2 separate regions of the Homo sapiens genome follow, and region 2 is linked to region 1. Evidence: chromatin loops called from intact Hi-C (ENCODE). Cell type or tissue: dorsolateral prefrontal cortex. All regions are shown on one strand.

What was found. Peaks named below come from ENCODE experiments on the same cell type or tissue, not always from the same donor. Only the 100,000 strongest peaks of a DNase experiment are listed, where the experiment ranks them.
Region 2: it touches region 1 in a loop (1.9-fold over the local background); 2 of 110 quality-filtered maps call a loop at or near these places.

Annotation. Positions count from the first base shown.
Region 1 is chr11:119,662,949-119,670,948 of GRCh38, reverse strand. It overlaps NECTIN1 (nectin cell adhesion molecule 1), which reads left to right. Exons shown (of 6, transcript NM_002855.5): 6 at 5,652-8,000. The coding sequence ends at 6,202. Among named protein-coding and RNA genes, the nearest start is that of NECTIN1-AS1, 43 kb to the left of the region's middle. RefSeq lists enhancers at 5,278-5,814, 5,815-6,353. In dorsolateral prefrontal cortex, CTCF peaks have their summits at 4,177, 4,377 (motif pointing left) and 6,742; DNase peaks (open chromatin) are centred at 4,358, 6,730 and 7,448; H3K27ac peaks cover 5,571 bases.
Region 2 is chr11:119,584,602-119,592,601 of GRCh38, reverse strand. No RefSeq gene overlaps it. Among named protein-coding and RNA genes, the nearest start is that of NECTIN1-AS1, 120 kb to the left of the region's middle. RefSeq lists an enhancer at 6,480-7,294. In dorsolateral prefrontal cortex, no CTCF peak of the experiment used is centred here; DNase peaks (open chromatin) are centred at 3,381, 7,416 and 7,792; H3K4me3 peaks cover 1,066 bases; H3K27ac peaks cover 2,657 bases.

The DNA of each region.
Region 1 (8,000 bases):
GAAAAAAGTTGGCTAGGCGTGGTGGCTCACACCTGTAATCCCAGCACTTTGGGAGGCCGAGGTGGGCAGACCACTTGAGATCAGGAGTTCGAGACCAGCCTGGCCAACGTTGTGAAACCCCGTCTCTACAAAATATTAGCCGGGTGTGGCAGTGCGTGCCTGTAGTCCCAACTACTCAGGAGGCTGAGGCACAAGAATTGCTTGAGCCTGGGAGGCGGAGGTTGCAGTGAGCCGAGATCGTGCCACTGCACTCCAGCCCAGGCGATGGAGCGAGACTCTGTCTCAAAAAAAAAAAAAAAAAAAAGGACTTAGGAAAAAGAATTAAATAGAAGGCCTGGAGGAGAAAAAAAGCCTAGTGTCATCTGGTCCCAAGCCACCACACCACTCCTCCTGTCACCCACTCCAGAGAAACAAGGTCCCAGTGGGCCCCATGCAGGTTTATTCGAGTCTCTCCTTACAATACTTGCTCTGCCTAGAACAAGGCTTATCTCTAAGACATAATCTTGCCATTGTAGAATTCATTCTGTCGTCCAACAGATACTTCTTGAACATTGACCACATGACAAGCGGTCTAGGTGCTTGGTATAAATCCATGAGCAAAACAGACAAAAAGTCCCTATCCTTGTGGAGCTTACGTTTTCGCATAGGAGGAAAGACAATAGATAAAATACATTTTTAAAAAATATGTAGGCTGGGCGTGGTGGCTCACACCTGTAATCCCAGCACTTTGGGAGGCTGAGGTGGGTGGATCATCTGAGGTCAGGAGTGTGAGATCAGCCTGGCCAACATGGTGAAATCCCCATCTCTACTGAAATTACAAAAATTAGCCGGGTGTGGTGGCACATGCCTGTAATCCCAGCTACTCAAGAGGCTGAGGCAGGAGAATCGCTTGAACCCGGGAGGCGGAGGTTGCATGAGCCAAGATTGAGCCACTGCACTCCAGCCTGGGCGACAGAGCAAGACTCCGTCTCAAAAAAAAAAAAAAAGTAGTAATTTTGAAGGTGATATTGAGGAGGAAAAAAAGAGAGTAAGGGGATCCCAAGTGCTAGGGACCACACAGGTGGAGTGGGCTTATGAGCTGCAGTTTTAAATAGGGTAGTTGGGGAAGGTCTTGATGAGAAGGGGCTATTTGAGCTGTGTCCCAAAGAGAGTAAAGGAGTGAACCTGGGGGCCCTGGGGAAGTGGCTTTCAGGGGGCAGGGCAGCCCGTGCAGTGTGTGCCAGGAGTGGGGCAAGCCTGCAGGAAAGCGGGAACAGATGACTTCAGAGGTGGGGCGGGGCGTAGGGCAAGCAGAGCACGTTAAGGCTCTAGGGAGAGTCATTGGAGGGCTCTGAGCAGATATGTTACACTTCAACAGGATTTGTCTGGCTGCTGTGTGGAAAACAGTCCACAGAGGGAAAGGATGGAATCAGGGGAGCAGTTAGGCAGCTATTGCAATCAATAATCCAGATGAAAGATGAGAGTATCTTGGATCAGGGTGGTAGTGATGGAGACGGTGAGAAGAGATCAGGTTCAAGGTGCATTTTTTTTTTTTTTTTGAGACGGAGTCTTGCACTGTTGCCCAGGCTGGAGTGCAATGGCACAAACTTGGCTCACTGCAACCTCCACCTCCCAGCTCAAGCAATTCTCCTGCCTCAGCCTCCCAAGTAGCTGGGATTACAGGCACCCATCACTACACCTGGCTAATTTTTGTATTTTTAGTAGAGACGAGGTTTCACCATGTTGGTCAGGCTGGTCTTGAACTCCTGACCTTAGGTGATCCGTCCGCCTCGGCCTCCCAAAGTGCTGGGATTACAGGCATGAGCCACTGTGCCCAGCCTGCATTTTCAATTATAACTTACAAACTAGTTGGGACACCAGTCATTCCTGTGAAACAGATAAGACCGTACACTCTACCATACTGCAATGATGTGGCTTGAGAGGTCCAGAAAATTCAACCTAGTTGAGGAAGATGTAGGAGAGCTTTATTTTTTATTGGGTCTCTGCTGTTGAAGAAAGCACAAATGTAACAATAGTGAGCTTATAGACTACTGCAACACACTGAAATGAGTCAATCCCAAATGATCATGAGGCTGCCACTTCCTCAAACCCTGTCCTCATTCCTGCAGAAGAGAAGAACTTTAGCCATTTGAAAACTGGCAGAAGGACCAGAGCCAGCCATGGTAACTTCTAATTTGCATTTATTTGCAATTTATACAGGCTTTACCATGCTATGTCAGTATGTGATTAATGGAATGACCTTAGCAATTGTCACAACCAGAATGAGAGGTGCAGACCATTAGTACATAAAAATTCGAAAGAGAAAAAGATCACGGTAAACTGGAGAAGAGAAGGCTCCTGAAGAAGGGGCTGGAGAAGTGCAATCGGTGGGGAGGGAGGATGAGGAAAGGCACTCCTGGCGGGGCAAACTGCATGTGTAAAGGCTTGCAGTAAGGAATCAACTTGGATAACAAGGACAGCAAGGAAGGTGAGTTGACCAAACCCAAGATACGGTTGCATGATGGAAGCTTTGAAGGCCAGACTGCACAGCCCAACAGGCAGTTGGGGAGCCATTGCTGGTCTTTGAGAAAGCGAGTGGTTGTGTCTACAGAGTGAAGATTAACCTGGTGACTGCGGGTGGGGTGATTCAAGGCAGGCAGAGGCAAAAGGAAAGTGGGAGATTTAGGAATCGACCACAGCAGTAAAACCTGGCATAAGTTCCATGGTGGTGACAGTGGCGACAGGAAGTTGTATCGAATGGAGAGGGTTTAGAAGGAAGATGGCAAACCAGGTTGGTACAGATGGGTTTTGAAGTGGTGGTGAGAATTCCAAATGAGGGTGTGCTAGAGGTCAGTTTTTCTAATGTGTCCACCTAGATATCAGTTATGTGAGACTGTCTTGGAGGCAGGAGGTATGGGGTTCATGTTCCAGTATGTTGGGAAACATGGCATTTGACGTGTCCCTCTAGTAGTTCACAGTGTGCACGAGAAGGTAACAGGCTCTGATGCTTTTGTCTAAGCCAACATCTCGACCCCCCTATTTTTGCTGACCCTTTGAGCCAATGGTTTGAGATTCCATGGGCCACAGTTTGGGAGATGCTGTGGAGATACAGTCCCAGAGTTGGGCGAGAACTATGTACCCTAAATAATTTGGACAGCCAGCAGGATAAGGGTGACTCCAGAAGTTGATACTAGTCTGTCACTAGGAAAGAAAGCAGAGGGTCAAGGCTGAGGGTCCCAGGACAAAGCGTCCAGCGAGACAGCTGGAACAGAGAAAAGGAGCAACACAGCTGGAGATAGCACTCAGAGAGGAAAGCCGAGAACCACGGAATCTTGTATGGGAAGGCAAGGGACATGTTTCAGAAAAATGGCAGCTCCCTCCATCTGGATGCTTCCTTATCCTCCTGGCCTCTCCAAGTCCGGCCTCCTCCAAGAAGCCTTCTCTAATGCCAAGACACACCACCCCGTTCCCCTGCACCCTGCACTTCCCTGCCTGTTCCCTTAACATCTGCATGTGCTGTCTCTGAGTGTCCTTTGCTTCCCTGGGGAGGCTGTGAGTTTCTCATATCCCGTGACTAGCAGGATAGATGCTCAGTATGTTTGCTGATGGGAGGGATGGATGAAGAGAGGAAGGCAGGTGTAGACAGGAGAGATCATTCAGATCTGGGTGAGAACCGAGGAGGGGGGCAGGCAGGCTGAGTACAGAGGAGGCTAGGTTCTTCCCAGCTGCCTCTGGGGAACCCCTGGTGGAGGCTGCTCCCATCTCGTGGGGAGCAGTTGCGGGGCCCTTTTGAGGGCGGTAAACAGATGGGACCTGGTGAGCCGGGAGATGCTTGAGGTTCCAGGGAGGCTGCTGCGGAGACAGGCGGTCAGGACAAAGATCCCATGGATATGTACTGGGCAGCTGCTGGCTGACCTGCACCGAGGATGGTGGTGGCAGGTGGGGAGCGGGGTCCTCCATGGCAGTGCTCCTCTGCCAGTGCCCACGTGTATAGGAGCCCCTGGGGGGTCCTGGCTCAGCCGCGTGACCTTGGATGAGTGAGTGGCCTCCCCTTCCTTGGGCCCTGTGTTTTCGTCAGCCCTTCCCGCCCAAATTCCTGGAAGGCCTTTCCTCTTTCCTAGAATCTCCACCCTGCTGCAGCCTGCCGAGTGGGATAGCACCCCACACACGCCCCAGGAGGAGGGAGTGGGCTCAGGGAGGAGCATGATTCCCATGGAGTGAGAGATACTGAATCAGAGAGTGAGCTGGCAGCAGTATACAGGCAAACAGTATACGGGCAAACTGGCCCTTTACGTGGGCCTGGAGCAAGGAGGGCCTGAGCGGCTGAGGTCAGCCTTCTGGGCTTGCCCTAGACCCGCAGCCTAGTGGCTCTGACCGAGGCCAGCTGTGGTCTCTGGTGCCACCCTGTGGTGGTGCCAGGAACCATTTCCCTTAGCCTCACCTTAGGGCCTCTTTGGCCCGTGGCATGGCCCTGGTTTCAGCCACCTTCCCAGGCCCTGTAAGGCAAGGGAAGGGGCAGTGTTGGCCAAAGAACAGTACTGTGGCCCGGCCCCACTGGCACAGAAAGCCACCCACCCAGCCTTCTCTCCTGTCCCACCTGCTTCCTTTCTCTTCTTTTCACCTTTCCTGCCTCCTCATTTTGGCTGTGTCCACGGGGCATACAGATTTGCACACTCATGTTCATCATGTCGGCACAGGCATGCAGGCCCTCCCAGCATGTGCTCTCTGGGTGGCAGGCTTGCTATGACGGCAAGCGTGTATGCCTGTGCATGTGCCCACTTGTGTGTACTCGACATTGCCACGCACGCACACACGCACATGCTTTCACCCCCATTTCTGCCGTCCTTGCCCTGTGCTTGTGCCCTGCCATGCTGGTGTCTTACACTTATAACCCAGGCTGGCAGCACTGCCAGGCCCCCACCTTGCCCTGCAGGCCCAGACCACAGCCAAGAACCACAGCCCTAGTTTCTGGCACCTTGGCAGCTGATTGGCACTCACGGGGCATCTCCTGAGCCAGTGCCTGGGAACCTGTTTTCCCTGTGCCCTGCAGGCAGACAAAATCAGGTGCAGAACACCTAGGTGGCTCCTGGTTCTGGGTCTTGGAAGCCAAGTTGATAGTGTTGGGGCAGAGTGACTGCCAGGTGTCTGGCAGAGGGGTATCAGTGACATTTGCACACGTTCTATGTGCAGGAGAAGCAACGATGCATCATTGCTGGGTGGCCTCAGGCAAGTTCTTTAACCTCTGCAAGCCTCAGCTCCTCAGATATCCAATGAGAATGAATGGCATACCTCCTCAGGGTTGTGGCTGTGAATGGCATGGAGTGGGCAGTGTGCTGCAGCTGGAACTGGCACACGTGTCTCACTGCACCATGAATAGGGATTGAGCTGGGCCAGCACCACACCAAGGACAGTGGGGATGGAAGACCCTGGTGCTGTGGGTACTGCCCTCTGCCTCTCCTCTTGCCTGTCTCTCACTCCAGCTACCAACGCTGCGGCATGTTAGGGCTCCAGGATGGGTGGAGTGCTGCGGGGCCTCGAACTGGAGCTGCTCAAACCTGGGGTGCAGACAGCCTGTCCTTCCTGGCCTCTCCTTTCCCTGCCTCCCTCCCACCCCCTCTACACCCCAGGAGCACACGCTGATGCTGTCCCCTCCATCTCTTTTCCTCACCCAGAATTCCCCTACACCCCGTCTCCTCCCGAACATGGGCGGCGCGCCGGGCCGGTGCCCACGGCCATCATTGGGGGCGTGGCGGGGAGCATCCTGCTGGTGTTGATTGTGGTCGGCGGGATCGTGGTCGCCCTGCGTCGGCGCCGGCACACCTTCAAGGGTGACTACAGCACCAAGAAGCACGTGTATGGCAACGGCTACAGCAAGGCAGGCATCCCCCAGCACCACCCACCAATGGCACAGAACCTGCAGTACCCCGACGACTCAGACGACGAGAAGAAGGCCGGCCCACTGGGTGGAAGCAGCTATGAGGAGGAGGAGGAGGAGGAGGAGGGCGGTGGAGGGGGCGAGCGCAAGGTGGGCGGCCCCCACCCCAAATATGACGAGGACGCCAAGCGGCCCTACTTCACCGTGGATGAGGCCGAGGCCCGTCAGGACGGCTACGGGGACCGGACTCTGGGCTACCAGTACGACCCTGAGCAGCTGGACTTGGCTGAGAACATGGTTTCTCAGAACGACGGGTCTTTCATTTCCAAGAAGGAGTGGTACGTGTAGCCCCCCTTCCAGAGCCTCTGTCTGTGACCGCTCCTCCCCAGCCCCTCCCCGCACGCCCCCTGCCCACCCCCCACCTCCCACTCCAGGAGCTGAACAGAGACTTGCCCAGCTGCCCAAAGCCAGCCCCGAACTCCTGGGGGGCCAGGGGAGCCCAGGGCAGCCACGACTTGGCTTTGTGTTTTATTTCCTCCCTCTCCTCCGCCCTTCCCCATGGTGTTGTGTTCGACTGTGGCTTTAGTGTTACTGTATCTTCCCTTTACGGGCCCCACCTGCCTGCCCTCTGTGTAGGGAGCCCTGTTCTCGTCTTGTGTACCTGGGCATCCCTCCAGGGTTTGGGGAGCCAGCCTCCCCCGCCCCCCTACACTGGAATTTGTTTGTGTTTCTTCACTGGGGGTGGAGGGCTCAAGGGGCTCTAAGAGGGAAAAGCTCCCCACACCCCCAGATGCTGCTCCTCCTCCCGGCTAGAGGGAACCCAACACCCACCAGTGAAATCTGATGCAGCTGGGAGTTTGGACCTTGGGTCTAGACAGCTGGTGCGCCCAAGAGGTAGGGGGAGGGGTGCGGCTTCTCCCCAGTTCCCAGGGAGTCTTGTTTGTTAAGCGGGGCCTTGGGCAGTGTTTTCCTGCTGAGGGTGGTTTTACATTTTTTTTCCTCATTGGCCCACAGAGAGTGGAGTTGGCCTAGCTCTGACGCGTCCCCTCTTTATCCCCAATGTGCCCCCTCCATTAGGGGCTCCAGGTGGGCTCCAGCCCACACTTGCTCTCTGCCTCTGCTGACACGTGCACACACACACACATGCACACACTGCTCCTCTCTGCCTGCTTTCCCCTGGAGTCCCATGCCCTGCCCCATCCAGACACTGCCCAAGGCCCACCCGTCTATTTCCACCTCATTCCCCCTTTAAGCTGAGAATGGGGTCTGCCTATAGAAGCTTCCAGAGACAGCTGAGACTGGGTCCCCGGTGCCTCCACCCTAGGATCTCAGGCCTGCCCCAAACTGCTTCTTACAGCGTGGAGGTTTCTCTGATTTCTCCCTTATCTAGCAACACTTGGTTCTTTTGGCTAGTCAGGGCTGGGATCCCAGGGGGATCCACCTGCAGGAGTCAGAGGTAAAGAAGCATCCACACGGAGGGTAGTGGGGAAGGAAGCCCACATGGCAGAAGCTCTGCAAACACAGTCCGAGGGACTGAGGAGTCCATACAATGCCTCACACACAAAGGCCATTGTCAAAGCCTCGGGCCTGGCAGAAAGTGAGGGGGGTGGGGCCGCTAGGCCACCTCCTGCTCAGCCACCCCTGGTCCTCATTCTGGGATGAGGGGAGGGCCTAGGAGAAGCCCTCCCTTTCAGTGCAGATTCCCTTCTTGAATGGGACATTGAGTTCCTATCAGCCACCCCAGACTGGGTCTTCCCATGTATATAATGGAGGAAGACCCCTCCCAGCCCTCTCAGTCCCCCAGCTCAAAGTGCCTCAGTTCCTCCATCTGCTCCCAGATCCCCTGGCACTCTAGACAGGCATGCCCATGGGAAGGACCCTGGGATGGAGAGGCAGGCTTCGCGGCCCTTCATGCCTGCCCACTGGGATTCCAGTTAACTCACCCCAGGGTGTCAGGGGCTCTGCAGGATGGCAAGTGTTGGGGAGGAGGGAGGCAGACCACTCTGTGCCCCACGGGCACTGACCCACCCTGCCATAGGCTTCCTAAGGGAGCCCCCCAACCCCTCCCCTCCCCTCCCTGGTGCTGCTATTGAACCCCCTGCCAGCTCCATTTCTGCCCTGGCAACCCTGGGCCCAGCAGGTGGGT
Region 2 (8,000 bases), 78 kb after region 1:
CCCCATCTCTACTAAAAATACAAAAACTAGCAGGGCGTGGTGGCGTGCACCTGTAATCCCAGCTACTGGGGAGGCTGAGGCAGGAGAATCACTTGAACCCAGGAGGCGGAGGTTGCAGTGAGCCAAGATCGTGCCACTGCACTCCAGCCTGGGCAACAGAGCAAAACTCCATCTCAAAAAAAAAAAAAAGAAGAAAACTAAAGGAATAAAAGGTGGTTATTCCATAGGCAGAGCAGCCTTTGAGGGCTGTTGGCCGGCTATATTTATAGTTAATTCTTGATTATATGCTAAATATGGGGTTGATTATTCATGAGTTTTCCAGGAAAGGGGCAGAGATTTCCCAGAACTGAGGGTTCCTCCTTCTTTTAGACCATATAAGGTAACTTCTGGATGTGCGATGGCATTCGTAAACTGTCATGGCGCTAGTGAGAGTGCCTTTAGCATGCTAATGCATTGTAATTAGCATATAATGAGCAGTGAGGACAATCAGAGATTGCTTTTGTTGCCATCTTGGTTTTGGCAGGTTTTGACTGGCTTCTTTGCCACATCCTGTTTTATCAGCAGTGTCCTTGTGACCCGCATCTTGTAAAACAAGTCCTGCCGAATTTCTGTCTCATCTCCACCTTTATGGGTTTCTGATTTTTAAAAAATCCCTTTATAGTCACTTTAGGGTTTTCAAGAAGAGCAAGATGAATTGTGTGCATTCAATTCACCATCTTTACTGGAAGTCTCCATCTGCATTCCACCTTTGAACTGATGGGCTTATGCCTTTTAATAAAATCCTTTTACTGTTATTTCCATGGGCTTTGGGGAGTGTAAACTAATGAATGGGTTCAACTTGCCATCTTTAACTGGAACTGATTTGTTTGTTATTAAACTTTGCTCTAGACATAAATGTCTATCTCCCCACTTACAGCACTTACTGTGGTGAGCTTCTTAAGAAGAATTTTTTGTTTTTTTGTTTTTTGCCTCAAAAGCCAGCACAACGGCTGGATACTAAAGACTTATGACTGGGCCTAGGTTTTCATGTTATTTAAACTACCTTCCCTTCTCCTCCACAAATGTGCATTCAACAAATATTTACCAAATATTTAGTAAGCATCTACTGTTTGTCAGGTAATATTCAGGCCCCAGGCACACAGCAGAAGTCAAGTCCGACTGAGTTGATGCTCACATGGAACTTGCATTCAGCTCTGTTAAAATATTCTCTAGGAGCTTATTACTTCTCAAGGCAGCCCACCCTATCAGCTCCTGCTGAAAACTGGTTTCCCATTACTTTCGCTCATTGGTCCAAATTCCTCCTGGCAGAGGCTCCCTCTTCTGTAGGATAGACCTCCAGTTAAGTAAAGATGATCTGTGATTCTGTTTTCTTCATACTTTCCTTCAACCACTCATACAGTTCCGGCGCCTCCTCCCACAATGAAGTCACGAAACACTCAGGATGCTCCCCCATTCTCTTCCTTCTTCTCTGTGAGTAGGAAAGTGGGATAAAGTCAAAAATAATATATTTAGTCTTTGTCCCAGGTTCCTGGCACAGAGCTTCAAAAACCCTCAGAAGTTTGAATGACAGGAATGTCTTTTGTTATTCATAATGAGCCCTTTTCAGCCACACCTGAGTTTATGCTAATGAGATGACTCACAGCAGATCCCCTAGACAGTTTCAGAACAGAGGCTGGTTCTCAGGAAAACCAACCAAGGGATTAAAGAGTTGGAACTTTCAGCCCCTCCCCTCTCCCTTCCACCTCCAGGAAAAGATGGAGATGGAGTCCAGTCACATGGCCAATGATTAAATCAATCATGCTTACATAATGAAACCTCAACAGAAACTCTGAACAACAAGGCTTGGAGAACTTCCTGGTTGGTAAACATACTAATATTGGCATACCAGAAGGGTGGCACACCCTGACTCCAACAGAAGCTTTTGTGCTTGGGACTCTTCCAGACCTTGCTGTGTGTGCATGTTCATCAGGCTGTTTATTTGTATCTTTTACAATAAAATGGTAATTGTAAATATAATGCTTCCAGTGAGTTCTCTGAGTCATTCTTTATCAACCCAAAATGAGGGTGTAGAGGAACCCCCGAATTTATAGCTGGGCAGGCAGAAGTGTGAGTGGCTTGAGGACACCCAGGACTTGTAGTTGGTACCTGAAGTGGGCAGTCTTGCGGGACTAAGCCCCTTAACCTGTGGGATTTGTGCTAACGCCAGGTAGCTGATGTCAGAATTGAATTGGATTGAATTGAATTGAATTGAATTGAATTGAATTGAATTGAATTGAATTGAATTGAATTGAGTGACATCCAGTCGGTGTCAGGGGACTGGTGTGGGAAGGCAGAAAGGGAGCCTGCTGTGATGCTCGGCACCCCAATATCTTTCCCTCTTGGCCTCATGCTCTCTGCCCAGCCAAAGAGAACTCAATTTACCCTTGGAGCACCATTGTTTGATGGGATGGGCCTAGGGCTCTGAAAACAGCTTCCTTCCTTCTCCAATTGTGTGTACTGCAATCTGTTTCCCATTATTTCCCATTATTTCTCTGTTTGAAGGAAGGTTTACTTATCATCTCCAATGACTGTAAAACCCATCAGAGTTGTCTTGGCTCCTGTGAAATGTCCAGCAAATATGGGCATTCAGGGGATGCTCAGTAATGGTGCTTGGCATGTGTTAGCTTGGCATGCATTAATTTGCCCTTTGAAGAGATCCTGCCCCTCCTCCACCCTCCTTCCCTCCTGCAGACTCCCATGAAAGCTTTCATGAGTGCTCAGAGGGTCCTCACTGGAATGAGTCCTAGAGGCCCAAGTCTAACTTTTGTTGGATTGGGAGGAACCCACGTGGATACATATCACAACTTCAGTTTTTGTTGGTTGTTTTTGAGGCTGTTGTTTTGGTTTACCATGGAACATGCACCTGTATGTGCAGGGGTGGGGGTGGTTTGATGAGTGATATGGATGCTGAGGTGTCTGGCCAGGCATCCCACTTCCTGCAAGACAGGAGTAGGAATAACAACTCACATCTGCACATCCCTCTACAGACTATCAAGTTCCTTCCCACACCAAAGAGCATCCTCCCAACCTGTGTTTGTCTGTAACCCTAACCAATATCCCAGTTTTACAGATGGGAAAAATAAGGCTAAACAAAATTAGGTAACAGCTAGCAAATGAAGAGATCTCAGGTCTTCTGACTGCAGATCTCTTGAGCTTTCCGTTCCACCATTCTGTGACCCACCTGAAGGCAGAAGGAATCACAGTGGGTAGGCAGAGAGAAAGGTGCAGGATCCTTCTTTCCCTGTCATCTCCCTTCTGTCCCTCACACTGTAGCTCTTGCCTCACTGGCTCCAATGCACAGAGCCAATTATGTGCCTCTGCCAAGCACACTCCAGCTGTGGGGTGGGAATGGCAGAGAAGAGCCAGAGACTAAAAAGCATGTGCACCCATTAGCCAGCAGTCCACAGCATTGGGTTGGGAGGGGGAACAGCTGGCATTGGCTGCAACAATACCCTCTTTCCTTAGTTTTAGCCCTTTCCAAGCTTCTGCCCCTTGCAATTTGCTCTCCAAAATTGCCCCAACCAAGAGAGGCCACTTTTAGGCTGATTCAGAAAAAGACCAAGAGTGGGCTTACTCAGTCCTTTCTGGACAAGGGGGAACTGACAAAGCTCCTTTCAGGAATCTCTGGGCCTGACTCTCTAATCTTTTTTTTTTTTTTTTTTTTTTTTTTTTTGAGACAGAGTCTTGCTCTGTGGCCCATGCTGGAGTGCAGTGGCGTGATCTCTGCTCACTGCAACCTCTGCTTCTTGGGTTAAAGAAATTCTCCTGCCTCAGCCTCCTGAGTAGCTAGGATTACAGGTGTGTGCCACCACACCTGGCTAATTTTTTTGTTTGCTTTGTTTTTTTTTTTTCTTTTTGAGACAGAGTCTCATTCTGTCACCCAGGCTGGAGTGCAGTGGCGCAATCTTGGCTCACTGCAACCTCTGCCTCCCGAGTTCAAGCGATTCTTCTGCCTCAACTTCCTGAGTAGCTGGGATTACAGGCGTGCACCACCACGCCCAGCTAATTTTTGTAATTTAAGTAGAGACGGGGTTTTACTGTGTTGCCCAGCTGGTCTTGAACTCCTGGCCTCAAGTGATCTGCCCACCTCGGCCTCCCAAAGTGCTGGGATTACAGGTGTGAGCCACTGCTCCTGGCCAGATCCCCTAATCTTAACCCTTGTGTCCAGCCCATCAACCTGGAGCAGGAAGTGGAAGGAGGGAAGGGCACTGGGACCACTTTCTTTGCTTTGGGCTCGTCCTACTGCCAGAGGCTCAGCAGGGCCACCATATCTGATGGCAGAGTAAGTGCTTATAACTTAGTGCTAACGTCAGGGGCTCTGAGACCAAGTGCTATCAACATTGATCTTATTTTTACCAGAGAAGAAAGTCCAGAGTTAGATATAAAAAGTCTTACATTATTTAAATATGAATATCATCTTTGTCTGTTTTGTGCTGCTCCCACAGAATACCTCAGACTGGGTAATTTATAGTGAATAGAAATTTACTGGCTTATGGTTCTGGAGGCTGGGAAGTCCAAGACTGAGGGGGTGGCGTCTGGTAAGCCCTTGCTGCACCATAGCATGGCAGAAGGCATCACATGGGTGAGCGAGAGAGAGCGGGAGAGACAGAGAGAGGAGGTGGGGGAGAGAGAGGGGGGAGGAAGAGGGTGAAGACAGAGAGAAGGGCTAACCTCTTTTTATAAGGAACCCATTCCTGAGACAATGGCCAATGGCATTAATCCATTCATGAAGGCAGACCCCTCATGGCTAACCACCTCTTAAAGATCCTGCCTCTTTCTTTTTCTTTCTTTCTTTCTTTTTTTTTTTTTTTTTTTTTTGAGACAGAGTCTTGCTCTGTCACCCCAGCTGGAGTGCAATGGCATGATTTTAGCTCACTACAACCTCCGCCTCCCAGTTTCAAGTGATTCTTCTGCCTCAGCCTTCCAAGTAGCTGGGATTACAGGCACACATCACCACATCCAGCTAATTTTTGTATTTTTAGTAGAGGTGGGGTTTCACCATGTTGGCCAGGCTGGTCTCGAACTCCTGACCTCATGATCTGCCCATCTCACCCTCCCAAAGTGCTGAGATTACCGGTGTGAGCCACCATGCCCAGCCTCTTTTTCTGTTTTTTTAGAGACGAGGTCTCACTCTGTTGCCCAGGCTGGGGTACAATGGCACAATTATAACTCACTGCAGCCTCAAACTTCTAGGCTCAAGCCATCTTCCCACCTCAGTCTCAGCCTCCCGAGTAGCTGGCACCAACTACCTGCTAATAGCCATACTACAAACACCCAGCTAATTTTTTATGTTTTTACTTTTTGGAGATGGGGTCTCATTATGTTGCCCAGGCTGGTCTCAAACTCCTGGCCTTAAGCGATTTTCCCACCTCAGCCTCCTAAATAGCTGGAATTACAGGATGAACCACCGTATTAAGAGGCTCGCCTCTTAATATGGTTACAATAGCAATTATGCCTCCAACACATGCTTTTGGGAGGGACACATTCAAACCATAGCAAATACCTTCTGAAAAGTTGACCTGAACATTTACATAAGCTGTCACCCGGGAACTTATCTTCTAATGCAGGTGTAAATGACTATTAGAGATACTTTGCTGAAAACTTGGTGAAGAAGCAGAGAGCATGAGGATGTTAAGCCCCTTTAGAGAGTAGAGAAGGTGTGGCACGGGAAGGGAGAGCTAGCTAGGATACTGAGGAAAGGCTGAGTCTTCTTCACACAGCTTGGTGAAGGTTTCCTCGGCACCCAGATCCCAGCCTCTTTCTTGCAATGGATCAAGATGACTTGGTGACATTCTCTGCCACCCTAACTTCCATCTGATCATATTTTCCCCGCCTACACCATGTTTTAAGCTTAAGGAATAGTTTTAAGTGGATTCCTGCCCGCTCCCTCCAGCTTTCTCATTCTAGGGCCCCCCCTGGCTTTTTTTTTTTCCTGGGGTGGGGGAGGCGGTTGAGACCTGCTTAATTTATTCCAATGACACAACCGTGATCCCAAAGTGTGCAAAGTTAAAGCCTTCAATTGCAGCTGAGCAGAGGGCAGGAATGGTACACCTGGGGATGGTGGTGAGTCAGGAATGACAGGCAGGCGGCCATGACCAGGGCAGCCTCCTCCCCACATGGCCAGGGACAGGGGAGTGGCCTGAGGAGCAGGACCCAAGGGTAGCCCCGGGCTGGGGAAGGGGGCAGAGACCTCCCCTTGGCCTAGGGCCACTTTGATGGCCCTGTTCCGTGTGGCATGGGTGGGGGGGGCGATTCATCCGCTACTGTATGTGAAGAAGCTGGGAAGGTGGGCTTGGTGAAGGAGTAGTAAGTGTCACCTGGGCTGGGAGCTAAAGAGTAGATATTTTCTGATTTGAGAAGACATCTGAATGAGACCAGATGGAAAAGGCATCCATCTCTTGATTTGTACAGGTGAATTACCCACACTGCGGCTTCACTGGGGGCAAATTATCCACATTCATGTTGAGAGCATCCTCCCTTCTGTTTGTCCTATACTTTCAAGAACTCAGAAGAACCCACACAATCTCAAACAGTTCATGGAGTAAAAGGCAGTCAGTTCTAAGGGAAGCTGGCGCACCCATCGGGCTGTCCTTGGCATGGGTAGTAACATTAAGCAGGCTGATGGGAAGGAAGGTGGGGACCCCTTAAATTCTCCTATATTAACCCTCCAAAGGAGGTTCTTCATTCCAGCCTTTTGAGAGCCTGAGTCTGGGATCACTCAGGTTTATCCCGGGTCAGTCCTTCCAACACCTCTTCATCTCAAGTAGCTTGGATTAGCCACTTCAACACCCCACTGAGTTGGCTTCAAGCAATAATCTGGACAATGAAGAGAGGATCAGGGCCACTCCACAGCCTAGAAAGTGTGGTTTCTGGGCCCTACCCAGCTTCAGGGCCTAAAAGCCACTCTTAGCTCTTCCCAAGATATCTCCAGAATCAGAATGAGAGAGCTGCATGGAAGCGACCCCAGGCCCTGTGCGGTGTGGTCAGAGTCCAAGGCCAGGGCGCTTGCCCCAGTCACATAAATGGTTAGCAAAAGCCAGGGTGCGGCCCTAGTCCCACCCTCCCCCAGCCCCGAGGGGTCCTTCCAGAACTGCCACCTGAACAGGTGGCTGCTCCGGTGCTGAACCCCTGCCGAGCTGCGGGTGACCTTGGACATCCACCAAAGTCCCTGCGGCGGGGGGCGGGGTCCGCCCGAGCTCTAGCTCGGTATAGGGGGCTGCCGCAGCCTGATCACGTCTCCGCCTCCCTGACTGGGCTGGCTCGTCGCCTGCTGCTCCCTGGCAGCTGTCTGCCGCTGCCGGGAAGGTGATTGCCATGTTTGCAGCTCCTTTCCTTGTTTGGAAAGATCTGGAGGCAGGTGAGGCTGCCGGGAAAGCGCGACTGACAGGTTGTGATCTGCAGGTTTCGGCGCCGGGCTCCGAGCTCCAGGCAGTCTGGGGAAGGCTGTCCGTCTGCTGCGGGCTGCGTTCTGCCTCTGCGCCCCGTACGTGCCCCCTCTCGCGGACCGGGTGCCGGCCTTTTCCTCTGGGCCCCGCAGGCCCCCCACAGCCACCAGACCCCAGCCAGGGTCGCCTGGCCCTCCCTCTGGACCCGAGAGACCCCTAAACAAACCCCCAGCCCCACGAGCCGCCCTCCTCCACGGGCAGTCCTTCCCGGTGTCTGACTCAAATCTCCGGCTCTGGCACGACGCCGCGTCTCTGTAGGAAGGAGCATTGTGCGGTCGTGCCGGTTCCTTCCCGCGCACTTGGAGGGACCCACCTAGCAATCAGTCACGCTGGCATTTTTCTCCGAGCCGACAAGGCAATTTGTGAGGAGCAGGGCTTTCTCGCCGGCTGGATGCTAAGTGGGAGCAGAGGAGGTGGGCGTGGGGGGCGTTCTAAAGAGATACCCAAATTAAACATCCAATCTGCCATGTCCTGTGTCACTCAAGGCGATTCATTTTCTCCCTGGCTCCCGCTGGG